2 separate regions of the Mus musculus genome follow, and region 2 is linked to region 1. Evidence: chromatin contacts called from ENCODE Hi-C or POLR2A ChIA-PET data. All regions are on one chromosome and are shown on one strand. The core of a region is the stretch at or near the end of the contact, and the rest is flanking DNA. Distances in the headings are between cores, read along the strand shown. Region 1 overlaps Tmem38a (transmembrane protein 38A). Region 2 holds the start of Nwd1 (NACHT and WD repeat domain containing 1).

The links. A loop is a pair of places that touch in the nucleus more often than their neighbours do. ChIA-PET counts read pairs that join two places held with the same protein, here RNA polymerase II (POLR2A).
Region 2: a loop to region 1 is called in a map of T-helper 17 cell, with 30 times the contacts of the local background. The contact joins the promoter of Nwd1 here to the enhancer-like site in region 1. A Hi-C loop is called at or near these places in 5 of 37 maps with a recorded cell type or tissue (T-helper 1 cell, T-helper 17 cell, T-helper 2 cell and 1 more). POLR2A ChIA-PET finds 5 or more read pairs at or near these places in 2 of 5 experiments (both embryonic stem cell).

Annotation. Positions count from the first base shown.
Region 1 is chr8:72,581,640-72,588,323 of GRCm38, reverse strand. It overlaps Tmem38a (transmembrane protein 38A), which reads right to left. Exons shown (of 6, transcript NM_144534.2): 5 at 3,507-3,624; 6 at 1,040-2,462. The coding sequence ends at 2,238. Among named protein-coding and RNA genes, the nearest start is that of Gm51538, 3.5 kb to the left of the region's middle. Within about 2 kb of position 3,768, at least 1 of the 3 ENCODE cell types and tissues checked has a DNase peak (open chromatin) inside an H3K27ac peak, as active enhancers do.
Region 2 is chr8:72,644,083-72,650,766 of GRCm38, reverse strand. Nwd1 (NACHT and WD repeat domain containing 1) reads right to left here and starts at 4,056. Exons shown (of 19, transcript NM_176940.5): 1 at 3,758-4,056.

The sequences.
Region 1 (6,684 bases), core at 2,519-5,018:
ACCATCGTGTGGCTGGTCTCTCATGGGGAAGGGATATCTTGGCATGGGCCCGCCAAGGCACCCCCTCCCCCCATACCTCACCACACCCCTATAGAACATATTCATTCTCTATCTTTTTATAAACGCATCATATGGTGCCCAGACTTGGATTTAAATGCTAAACATAATTGTTTAAACAGTATAAAGAACCCCGCTCTCAATATCAGACAATAGAAGCTACCAAACTTGAATCCTGCTAAAATTAACCTGAACTTAAGACCGGGCTGTCAGAGTTCTGGCACCTGTTTGTGGACACCATGGCAGCCTGTTCTGGCAATGGTCCCTGACCACAGGCCAGCCAGCAGCCATCACGCCTCCCTCCTAAAATAGGCTGGGAGGCTTTTTATTTCCATTCAGTCCGCCCAATCAGAATTTGTGATACCCTCGCCTTGGGTTGGAGGGCAAAAGGCTACTTCTTTGTGATCATCCCAGCTGCTCTGGAGGCTAATCCCAGGCCAGAACCCACTGAGGTTTAGGGCCGGTTTTCTGTCTTGACACCAGACCCATCCGCTGTCAGGGGTTTATGGCCTTTCTTCCTGCCTCCAAATTTTAGCTACTGTGAAAAGCCATGATCACTAGGTCCCCTTTGCAGCACATTCCTGAAAGTGGAAGTGCTGAGTGGCAAAAGGAGTTTTCCCCTCCCCTCCCCTCTCCTCCTCACCTCTCTCTTCCCTGCCCCTTCCTCTATTTCCCCCTCCTTCCCCATTCTCTCCCTCCCCTCCCTCCCTCCTTTCCCCATCCCCCTCCCCATTCTCTCTCTCCTCTCTTCCTCATTTCCTTCCTTACTTTTTGGTTTCACTCAGGCAGGCTTAGAAACAGTGATCCTCCTGCCTCAGCTTCTGGACAGGTGTGCACCTTCCCACTTATCTTGGAGAACTCAGATATGCTTGACCCTGCTTCCCAGGCTTCAGACCCATCTCCTATCCCTGGAGGCCTGGGCCATCTCTAAAACAGACTCTGCTGGATCCCTACATTTTGAGGCTGAATAAAGAAAAAGAGCTTGATTTACTCGCACCAGATTTATTGGCTGATCACTCACACTGAGCTTTGATTGACATCAAGGGGATGAAACTCGGGAGCTTCCAGCCTCAGGGCCTACCCTACCTCCAGGCAAAGTTATGAGGAGCATTTTCTCAACAAATGGGCTACACTGGGTACTTCAACTAGATCTGAGCCTCACATAAGCCTGAGACCAGCAGGACCCCATGCTCACCTCTCTCAGGTGCCCTGGAGACTTTGGCGACCATGGCCCTTCCCCTGTATAAGGCTCGCTCCTAAGAGGAGCAGCATGACACTGTATAGCGAGCATGTGTGGATCTGTGTGTTTGTTGAATGACTGAATGAACTATGCTGATCAGGCATGAGGGACACCTGATACACCCAGAGCCCAATTGTGAGTAACCAAGGCTGTTGGCTCTTGGACCCTCTGCTCTGCACCCACACCTCTTACCTGTGGGCACCTAGGAACTCAAGCCCCCCTCCTGTTAGCAGTCTGCCCTAAATGTGCCTGCTCATGCTCAGCTGAGTATCTGGTGAGACCTTCTGGCCTCAAACACAAATGGCCTACATACCAAGCAGCCTGCCACTGTCCTTCATGCTGCTCCAGTCTCCTTCTCACTAGCACGCTGCTTAAGCAACTGCTTGAAATTATAAAGACCCTTTTGTACACAGGAGGACCTGGGGTCTCCATGCTACAGAACAGAAACAGAAGGCTCAGAGAAGGAAGGCCATTTGCCTAAAGATGTCCAGCAGGAGTCACAAAATTCTAGGGAGGTCCTGAGTGCGGAAGGACATGGGACCCCAGCACCTGGCTCTCGAGAGGATCTAGATAATTGAGTCTCCATGTGGCTTTAAATTCTTTTAGTTACAAGATATAATTAGACAGAACACAGAATGAAAACCAAGAGCCTACCAGCCAGGGCTTTGGGCCTAGACTGTGTGCCCCCAAAGGCTGTGACCTTTTGAGGGGTCTGGCAGAGGGCAGGGTTTTCCACATCTGTTGAATTCCTCCACACTAATTTAGCCCACATCAGCCCTTGGAATTGCTGATGGCTCCAAACTGCAGATGGGGAAGTTGAGGGTGGTAGAGAGCAGGGCGGGGGGAGGGGAGGGTCTGAGCCCTGAATGCCCCTAAGTTCTGAGTTTCTTTGAGTCCACATCCTTCTACCAAGCACGCAGTGGATTCCTGGGGCCAACCCCTAATCCGCTTTCTTGGTCTTCTTCTTCCTGGATCCTTCGCCCAGCTCTTCCTTGGCCTTGGCAGGCAGGCCGGAGTGCTGGGTGCCTAGTCCCATGCCATGTGGTGCTCCATGGTTGTCATGGTGATGGTCGCCTCCCCAAGTTGCCCCAAACAGCACTGGGCAGATGTAACCCTCCAGGATATCAAATGGAGAACTGTGGGAGTGTGTGGCTGTCAGGAACACCTAAGGGGAGTCCAGGAAACACATGGTAGGAGAGGAGAGAGCAAAGGAGCAGTGAGGGGATTGAGCCAGCCCCAGCCCTCCAGCTTCCCATGCCCCCAAGTGCACGAGCCCCCATCCTGGACTCTGAAGAGGCATGACTTCCAGTGTCCACACCTGGGCAGCCTAGGGATGCTGTGACCAGTGGTCACCCATGACAACAGTACATCCCAACACCTGGACTTCAGGATTACATTTTGTTGTTGTTGAGACAGGGTACCATGTAGCCCAGGCTAGCCTCCTACTCACTATGTAGCCAATCTGGCCATAGAAGGTGTCAATCATCTGAAGCTAGAAGAGGTACCTCACTGTACCCCACCCCTGCTTCCACCATACTCACCCCTGCTACCTTAGGCCTCACATTCTAGAACTCTAAACAATACATTCATTCCCTCTCACGCCCTCCTTTTTCTCCTTCTTTGTTTTCTTACTTGCTTTTTGTTTGTGTTGTTGTTTTGAGATACAGTCATATGTAGCCCAGGCTGGCTTCAAATTTGCTGTGAAGCTGAACATAACCTTGAACTCCTGACCCTGGGCCCACTTTCTTGCCACAGGGCCCAGGGTTTTTGAAACAGAATGTCACTATGTAACCCTGGCTGGCTTGGAACTCACTATGTAGCCCAAGCTGGCCTCAAACTCATATGGATCTTCCTGCCTTAGCCTCCAAGGCTGTGGTCTTCTCCTAAGAATGAACCATTTGTAGGCAGGAGCTTTCTATGTTTGGGGGAGCTGGGGACAACCCTCAGCCCTGTGGAAGGACAGGGAAGGCCCAAGACTCCTTTCTGGTTTGATCAGATTCCTGTCCCCCTACTGTCCCATACAAGCACCCCCAGCCTGTGCCTGGAAGCTCCTTCTTGCCATCTCCATCCCTACCTCCTTGGCCCTCGTACCTCAATTTCCTGATAAATTTCTTCCATCTATCTCAGGTGGATCAAGTCTCCCCCGGTAGTTTCTGAGTACCCCCACCCCATTCCAGGGAAGTAGAGGTCACAGGCAGGGGTGGCTTACCTTACATGACACCATAAACATGGTGAAGACGAAAATGAGGCTGGCCTTGGACACTGGGAGCCAGCGAGTCTGCTGCAAGGTGAACAGGATGGCTCCATACAGACTGGCCTTGGTGGGGCTGGGGTAAGATATAAATAACCACGGCCATTCTCAGTCAGAGCTTCATATAAAGCTCCCCAGAGCCACAGCTGACTGACCAGGAGGCACCAGACCTGTCTTTCCCGGCTGGCAGCTGCCTGCTTGCCTGAGAGCTTGTTAGCTGACACTGGGTTGAGAAGTTCAGTCTGAGCTCACACTGGAGAGCAGAACTGGGCAATCTCAAGTCCATGGAAGGTGGAGAACCTCCGGTGGAGACTATGCTAGGGGAAGGAACTCAGCCACTGAGGAATTCAGAGGGCGGTGACATCCAGTCATGGAAATTAAAAGTCTGTGAGCAGTGGTGGCGCATGCCTTTAATCCCAGCCCTTGGGAGGCAGAGGCAGGCGGATCTCTGAATTTGAAGCCAGCCTGGTCTACAAAGTGAGTTCCAGGACAGCCAGGGCTACACAGAGAAACCCTGTCTTGAAAACAAACAAACAAGCAAAAAGTCTGTGACCAACTCAGGACTCCAGTTTTACCCTTTACTCTAGGCTGACCTCTGGCTTCCCAAGGCTGTGAAATGAATTGTTTCTCTCGCTTCTGGAGTCCCTGGTGCTGCTCACTGCTTCTGACAGAAGGATCTGCACTGTTACTGAGAGCTGAGTTACTGCCCCTCCTCAGCCACACCTACTTCTTCTGTTACCACCCAGTATGTGTCTCAGTCTCTGTCTCTCTAGCACTCAAGTAGGCAACTTTGGGAGAGTTGATTCTTTTTATTTTCCTGTTAAGTTTGAATAACCTAAAAATTACCTTTTTTAGAATTTATTTTTTGTATTTATTCACTTATCCCCATATCAGCTCCCCCTCTCTTCTTAGTACCCCCTCACACAGAGCCCTCATTCTTCCCTCCTCTTCTTCTTTGAGGAGGAGGAGCCCCCCTCCAAGTATCACCCACATATACAACCCCTCCCCCTGGCACACCCAGTCACTGCAGGACCAGGCACATCCTCTCCCACTGAGGCCAGACAAGGCAGCCCAGTTAGGGGAATGGGATGCACAGGCAGGCAGGCAACAGACTCAGGGACAGCCCCCGCTCCTGTTGCTGGGGCCCAGGCTGCTCATGTGCTATATATGTGCAGGGGGCCTAGGTAGAGGAGTTGGTTCTTCCCTTTGACCGTGTAGGGCCTCGGGTACCAGGCTTGGCAGCAAGCTCTCTTTACCCACTGAGCCGTCTCCCAGGCCCTGCACCTTATTTTTGAGACAAAGTCTCTTTCCCGACCTCCAATCTACCATTGCTGGGTGGGCTAGCCAGTGAACCTCAGGGAATCCTGTCTCTTCCTTCCTGGTTGTGGTGGTTTGAATGAGAATGAACCCAAGTCTGGTCCCAAGTTGGTGGTGTTGTTTGGGGGAGGCTGAGGAAGTGTGCTGCTGGGGGCAGGGACTTTGAGAACCAAAGGCCTTCTTCCTGTTTTTTGCTTATGGCTCAAGCCCTGAGCCCTGAGCTCTCTGCCCTTGCCACAACATCTGCTGCTTGATGTGGAGTCTCCTCACCATTACAGACTCAGCCCTCTGGCAGGAAGCCCAAATGCTTGGTCATGGTGGTTTTATGCGGGCAACAGTAGCTAAGAGACCAGTGACAGGACAGGCGTGCTGCCACACCTGGCTTCTAAAGGTGGCTCCCAGAGCAATCACTGCAGGTTCTTGGGCCTAACATCTTTCTCTTTTAACGTTTTATTTATTGATTTAATTTTATGTATAAGAGTATTTTATCTGCATGTGTCTGTAAATCACATGTAAGCAATGCCTGTAGAGGCCAAAAGAGAGCATCTGATCCCCCATGAATAGGGTTGCAAATGGTTATGAGCCAGCATGTAGGTTCAGGGAATCAAACCCAGGACTTCTGGAAGAACAGCTAGTGCTCTTAACCTCTGAGCCATCTCTCCAGCCCCAGATGCCCACCATCTCTTGACTGAGACGAAGAGATGCAGGCTGTGTGGGCGATGGAGCCTGAATGGTGAATCAATGCCCCCACCCCTAAAACAGTCACCATGTAGCTCAGGCTGGCAGGCAAATCACAGAGATCCTCCTGCCTCTGCCTCCCAATGTGGGAATTAAAGTTTTGTGCCACTTTGCCTGAATGGTGAATCTTGTTAATTTGACAGTGCCTAAAAGTCAACCCGCAGAGGCTGGAGAGATGGCTCTGTGATTAAGAGCACTGTCAGCTGTTCCAAAGAACCCCGGTTCAGTTCTCCAACCCACATGGCAGCTCACAACTATGTGTAACTCCAGTTCCAAGGGGCCTGACACCCTCACACCAATACACATAAAATAAAGTTAAATAAATTATTTTTAAAAAATCAACCCACAGGCAAATCTCTGGGCATATGTGGGAGGGATTATCTAGATTAGGTGAATCCAGGAAGAACAACTGCTGCTGACTGTGGAAGGCCACAGGGCACCATCTGGACTGAACATGAAGGAGAAGCCATCTGAACTACACTACTGTCTGCTGGGTACAAGCTGTGCGCTGCTGCCTCCGGGCTTGGATGCCTTTCCTACCATGACGGTCTGTAGCCCTAAATTGTGAGCCTGTGTAAGTCTCTCCTCACTGAATTGCTTCTGTCAGTCACATATGGTGCCACAGCAACTGGAAAAGCCACAAAACCCTTGAAACACTAGGTGCAGAGAGTGTGGGTGGCTGCTGGTCACCTCATACAATAATGTGGTGGGCATGGGTTTGGATTCAGCAGATGCTGGTCACCATCCAGAGGGCTAAGGAGGCATGTGAGACCGAGCCCCACTGGTGCAGTGGGGGCGGGGACTCCTGAAGGCTGCCCTCCAACCTTCCCAACACTAGAGAAATGTGGACCAGGGCGATGGTTCCATGGTTAAAGTGCTTGCTCAGAGCCAGCTGGGCAGCAAGCCTGGGCATGTGAGGGACTCAGGGTTTCACTGAGAGACCCTGCCTCAAAAAATATGATGGTCCCAAGCATAACCCCCAGCACACACATGTACACATGTGCCCACACATGCGCATACCACACAGACATACAGAAAGATCGAGAAAAAAAAAACAAAAAAAAATGAAATCAATAAAAAG
Region 2 (6,684 bases), core at 2,807-5,306, 62 kb before region 1:
GAAGCACACAGGACATTTCTCATGACCACTGGTTGCAGTACTAGGCCATTCACTGTGTACAACAGTTTATTTAGTCTATGTGGTGGACAAAGAAACAAAGAGTCCAGGAGGAGCCTTGACAATGATTCTGATGTGGGTCACCAGCCGGTCTGCTCACACACATCTTTTGGAGGACACCCTGAGGCATCACTACCACCAAGAGTGGCCACTTGTCTCAAGTCATCACCCCACCCTTACCTGAGATGGTAGAGCTGATGAAGATGACCACAGCACTGCTGGAAGAGGGTGCTGGCAGAGAGCCTGCCTGACCCTGGAGAAGCCGCTGGCGAGTGCCAGGGCTGAGGGGCCCTACATCCATGCTTCCCATCCGCCTGGATAATTCTTCCCCAGGAAAGGTCCTGAGACCCATGCACCTCACAGGAGCAGCTGAGGAGCCCTCCTGGGAGGCTGGCTAGGTACAGCCATCTGTAAGAGGGGATGTGGCCCCTTGGTTACTTGCTGCCTTGGTTACCCCTAGCCCTCCTGCAGAGATGTCCCGATGCTTGCTAGCAAGTGCTAACAGGCTGTGAGACAGAGGCTTTCCTCAGTATTGCTGGATGTTGTTGCCTCCTTCAGGCACCAGAGTAGTCTTCCAGCTTCTAAAGGAACCTTCAGTGGTCACCATAGCAACCATGGTTGGAAACACTGGGTGCTGGAGCCTAGGGACCAGACAATCTTTCCAATACCTGGCTCCCCTGGGGCCTCTATGTAAATTGAGCCTGAGCCCAGGTGTGCAGAGGGAGTCCAAGGGATGCTGGGAGCCATGAGTACACCTGGCATTGGGAAGAGATTCCACTCCTTTCCACCCTCTCTGCCCCTCTCATAAGCCAGCGTTTCACTCATAAACAGTGAAAGTTTTACAAGATAGTTGTCTCACCTGGAGCATTATGGTGACCCAGAACACATCAATGTTGGCAGACATCAGAAATAAGGAATTGGGAATAGGGGTGACAGGAACATCAAGTGAGTGGAGGGCTTGGGGAATGGCTTAGGGGTGAAGTCTCTACCTAGAATCTCCCAGTGAAGTGCTGGGGGTATGGCTCAGGGATGGACCCCGTCCCTAACATCCCCAGTGACCAGTGGTATGGATGGCATGCACAAAATCGTAGATCAGTGGTTCTTAACCTGTGAACCTCCACTCCCTTGACAGTCAAAAGACAGCTTCACAGGGATTGTCTAAGATCATCAGAAAAGACAGTAGCAAAAATAGTTATAAAGTAACAATGATGATAATTTTATGGTTGGGAATCACCACAACATAAAGAACTGTATTAAAGGATTACAGCCTTACTGTCTCCTGAGAGGCCCTGCCGGAGCCAACCATTGGACTAAACACTGGGAGTTTAGTCCAATAGAGGAGCTGGAAAAAGGACTGAAGGAGTAGAAGGGATTTGCAACCCCAGAGGAAGAACAATATCAACCAACCAGACGCCCCCAGAGTTCCCAGGGACTAAGCTATCAACAAAGGAGTACACATGGCTCCAGCTGCATACATTGCAGAGGATGGACTTGTCATGCATCAATGGGAGGAGAGGCTCTTGGTCCTTTGAAGGCTCGATAGATGCCTCAGTGTAGAGGAATCGAGGGTGAGAGGTGAGAGTGGGTGGGTGGGTGGGAACACCCTCATAGAAGCAGTGAGATGGGATGGGAGTTTCCAGGAGGGGAAAAACAGGGAAAGGGGATAACATTTGAAATGTAAATAGAGAAAAGATCCAATAAAAAAGAATAAAAAAAATATCATCTGAGCTACAGCTGAAAAAAAAAGGATTACAGACTTAAGGTTGAGAATAGCTGGCCTAGATTAACTCTCAATGCAGATATGGAGAATTGGGAAGGAGAATGGAGAGGAAAAAAGAGGGAGGAAACCTCCCTGGCTGTGTCTGACGCCCCCCACTTCTCAGTCGTATCGACTCCAGTGACAGACATAGAATGAGCCTGTGTGCCATCTCATGCAGCATAAGCGCTGGCTCCTGCCTTGTCTTCTTGGAGTGTGGAAGCCTCAAGCTTCCTGGTTCAGGCATCAGCTCTGTCTTCTGTGAATTGAGAGCAAAAACCCCTCAGGACTCCTACCCCACAAGAAATCTGTCAGGCAGCATCATGGATCAACAGGAGAATGAATGTGGGTAGCACACGGCAGGTATATGAGCTAGGCACTGACGACACACAGACTGTCAAGGCCCTGCACAGGGAGTGAGTGCTTGCTGGGCAGTGAGAGAGATGCAGATATATAGAGATAAATAGATAGATGCACTATATTATGTTGTCTCTTACATGAAATATTAATATGTTAAAGGAATGGTTTGGTGGTACATACCTGTGACCCCAGCACTCTGGAGGGTGAGGCAGAAAGGTCATGAATCACACATCAGCCTAGGTTCTAGCAACACTCTATCTGACCCAGGTTGAGTTCCCAGCACCCACATGGTACCTTATATGGTACCACCTATAACGCCAATTTTAGGGATCTAGCACCTTCTTCTGGCTGGTGAGGGCACTGCATACACGATACACAGACCAGAGGTGATGGTGGATGCCTCAGGAGGCAGAGGAAGGTGAATCTCTATGAGTCTGAGACGAGCCTGCTCTATAAAGTGAGTTTCAGGACAGCCAAGGTTGCACAGAGACCCTGTCTCAACACAAAAACTAAAATAAAGTTTTATTAGTTTAAAGTTTAGTTTACAAAAACTAAAAATAAAGTCAAAGGTTAAAAAGCAGAACAGAACAAAACAAAACTACAGGGCTAGCAAGATGGATCAAAAGGCAAAGGAGCTTGCAGCCAAGCCTCATGAGTTGAGCTGGTCCCTGGACCAATATGGTGCTGTCCACACACAGGCTGTGTCACACTCATACATGCAAGACTGCATCATATTCAGCATGTGGACAGGCACCTTTGACAATCACTTCCAAATTCATATTTAGAGGAGGCTCAAAACATTTTGGTCTTGATCTTCACCCCAAAATCCCGGGTTGTTATGCCCTCTGACCTTGGCTTACTCAATTTCTTCATGACACTGAACCACTCTGTGAGAAGGGGTGAGGGGGAGAGTGTAACCTGACCTATTGGCCCCTAGCTGTAACCACTAAAGATAGAAATCACCACCTCCCATTGCCACCAAAGTCCACAACCAAAAATCTCTTCAGATGTCAATGTCTCCCTGGGGATAGGATCCCCTTGGTAAAGGTCCCCTGGCCTAAACTGGACACAGTGGCACACACCTGTAAACACATGGGGTGCTTGCCTAGCATGGGAATCAGAAGGTGGAGGCAGGAGGATCAGGAGTTCAAAGTCATCCTTATTTATATACGTGGTGAGTTCAAGGCCAGTATGGATTTCATGAGACAACCCCATAGACACCAAGTAGGTAGGGATGGGGCACCATTCAGGCTATGTATGCCTGAGAAGCTGTTGTTGCACACTAGCCTGGGTCAGCAGAGCAAATGGAGACCAGCCTGGATTATAGGAGATCCTGCCTCAAAAAAAGGCAGAAGATGTGAGGAGGGGGAGGAGAAGAAAAAGGAGGAAGAGGAGGAAGAGGCGGAAGAAGGGAAGGTGGAGGGGGGGCTGTCTGTACTTTATCTCGGTCCTTTGCACATGCTAAACTAAATCTTTCCCATTCTCATTTCAGTGTAAATGCTACCTCTTCTGAAGGTCCTTGATTCGATGTGTCCTTTCAACCACTCCCCGTGGGGCCCACCCCGTATTCTGTGCCATACTCACCCTCAGCTCCCAAGGCTCTCCATGTTCAGTGTCTGCTCCCTGGGAAGTGTGGGACCCACAGGTGCATAAATCCTAAAACCATGCGTCAGCATGCCCAGCACACAGTAGGGGCTCACTGACAAATCTTGAGCTCAGTGAGTGCTTGGGCAGCTGCCCATCATTTTGGCTCCTGTATGTTAACTGCAAACACCTCAGCAAGAATGAGGCATCTTCAAGGGCCCTTTTGCAGCGTCTACTCCAGGCTCTCTCCAAGATGCCCGCTTCCCTCTTGCTGCCATGGAGGGCGTCATTTGGAAGTCTCTAGGAGAAGCGGGTGAAAGAAGGAAGTTCCTGGGCCCAGAGCCACAGCGGAAACAAGGCTCTGCCTCTCTTGGTAACTTTTGTCTTAGGTACTTTCTATTCACCCAGCTGAGTTCTCCCAGCAAGTGGGATAAAAGAAAGGAACTGGCTGTGTTGCAGCCCAGGCTGGGCACCCGGCCAGACCCGGCGGTTAACTGTTGTGTGCCAGGCTTGACAGTTCACAGCAGCCAAGCTGTCAGTGGGGGTGGTGCATGATGCAGTCTGGTCCACATCTGCTGCTGACTGTCATGCCATCCCGGGGTCACAGGAAATGTGCTTCAGCGCTGGATTCAGGTCAGAGGTTAAAAGCGATTGTTGCTCTTCCTGACTACCTGTGTTCTGTACTGAGCTACCTTGGATGTACCTCCAATCCATCAGTGAGGGAACTCAAGGCAGGAACTGAAGCAGAGGCCATAGAGGGTGCTGCGTACTGGCTTGTTCCCCATGTCTTGCTCAGCCTGCTTCCTTAGACATCCAAGGATCACCTGCCCAGGGGCACCACCCATAGTGAGCTGGGACCTCCCACATCAATCACTAAGAAAATACAGCTGTCTAATTTGACTTAAGACCCACTCAACAGGAAGGAGATTAAACTGGTACTGGAAACCTAGCCAGGTTCTCAGAGTTAGTAAGGTCAGGGATCTTAGAAAAGAATCTACTACCACCACTTTGCTAAATTAGCATAGTCTCTGACTTCGTTCTACCTTAGACCCACAGATAAGTGCAGCTACCACCCCTCATCACTAAGCCTCTTTACAGCAAATAGAGCCCATCACAGCAAGCCACCACTGGCTGGACAATTCAGAGATCAGGAGGTGGTGGGAACCAGCCCCAGTAGATACATCCAGTCACAGCTCTTGCATCTGTGACTCGGGGAACATCTACAAAGAGGCAAGAGGAAGATTAGAACAGAAGAGCCAGAATAGCAGAAAGTCTGCTGTGAAACGGTCTCCCAAGAAATGGCTCCATAAACAAGACAAGAACAAGGTCAAGGTCAATAGACATGTTCATCTGGAAGTGAGAAAACTCGCCCCTCTCCTAGACAAAGAACTACAGGCAACTAAAGACAGCTACAAGAGGGAAAGCTAGCCTCTCCCAGGGATAAGGACCCTCACTGCTTGTCCAATGCAGTGTGATCAACTCTGAAACCATCCACACACAAACAATAGAAACAGGCTCAGCATGTTGTAGTCATATATGTGATCTGGTCACACACATATGTATGTAACAATACTAACCACGGCTGGAGAGATGGCTCTGCAGTTAAAAGCACTGACTCCTCGTCCAGAGGTCCTGAGTTCAATTCCCAGCAACCACTTGGTGGCTCACAACCATCTGTAATAGGATCTGATGCCCTCTTCTGATGTGTCTGAAGACAGCTACAGTGTACTCATATACATAAAATAAATAAATGTTTTTTTAAAAGCCCACCCCCCGGCCCCAGAGACGGTTTCTCTGTGTAGCTCTGACTGTCCTGGAACTTGCTCTGCATACCAGGTTGACCTCGAACTCAGAGATCCACCTGCTTCTGCCTCCCAAGTGTTAGGATTAAAGGCATGTGAGCACATTTTGCTTACATATGCTTGAGACAGGTTCATGTAGCTGGACTGGCCTTGAATTCATCCTCCTGCCTCTCTGCTTTGCTGCTAGATGGCAGATGAGCAGCATTTGGGGAACAATTAGGTCTTTGGTTCTTACAGTGGTTTATAGTTTACTAGGCTCCAGGGCATTTCTGTGTGCCTTCAGTCATCTCCTGCAAGCCTAACATCATCCTCACCTTGTGGGAAAGGCATCAAGGCTGAGTCAAGGCACAGTTGGCTGCTGAGCAGGGAAGCCAGTGTGCTGTGCTCCACACTAGCATGGCAGTGACGCCCTCTGGAGTTGAGTTTGGGAACTGTGCACAAACTGGTACAGCTCCTTGTTCCAGATCCCACTTCAGGAAGGAAGAGGCACACCATCAAGCTTGCACATTTGAGGGGATAACAGTTTTCTGCTACCCCTGAAACCCCGAGGCAGAGTATGGTGTCGCACGCCTTTAATCCCAGCACTTAATCTCAGGCAGAAGCAGGCTAATCTCTGTGAGTTCAAAGACAGCCTGCTCTACATAGGGAGTTCCAGGTCAGCTTGGTGTACATAGTGAGACCCTGTCTCAAAAAATAAATTAAAAAAACTAGCTGGGGTCATAGCACAGGCACGAGTAATAAATGTGACCTTCTGAACTGAGAAGCGTCCATGCAGCAGAGAACAAACTCACCTGGTCAAACTGGCAGCCACAGAAGGGGAATCAGAGAGGGCCAATATTCAAAATATATGAAGAACAAAAAATCTAGATATCAAGAGAACAAATAACCAATTTTAAAAATGGGGTAAAAATCTAAACAGAGAATTCTTGACAGAGGAATCTCAAACAGCTGAGAAACACTTAAAGAAATGTTCAACACCTTTAGTCAGGGAAATGCAACAAAACAACTCTGAGATTCCATTTTACACCTGTCCAAATGGCTAAGATCAACACCACCAGTGACAGCTCATACTGACAAGGATGGGGAGCAAGGAGAACACTGGAGTGCAAACTAATATAGTCTCTA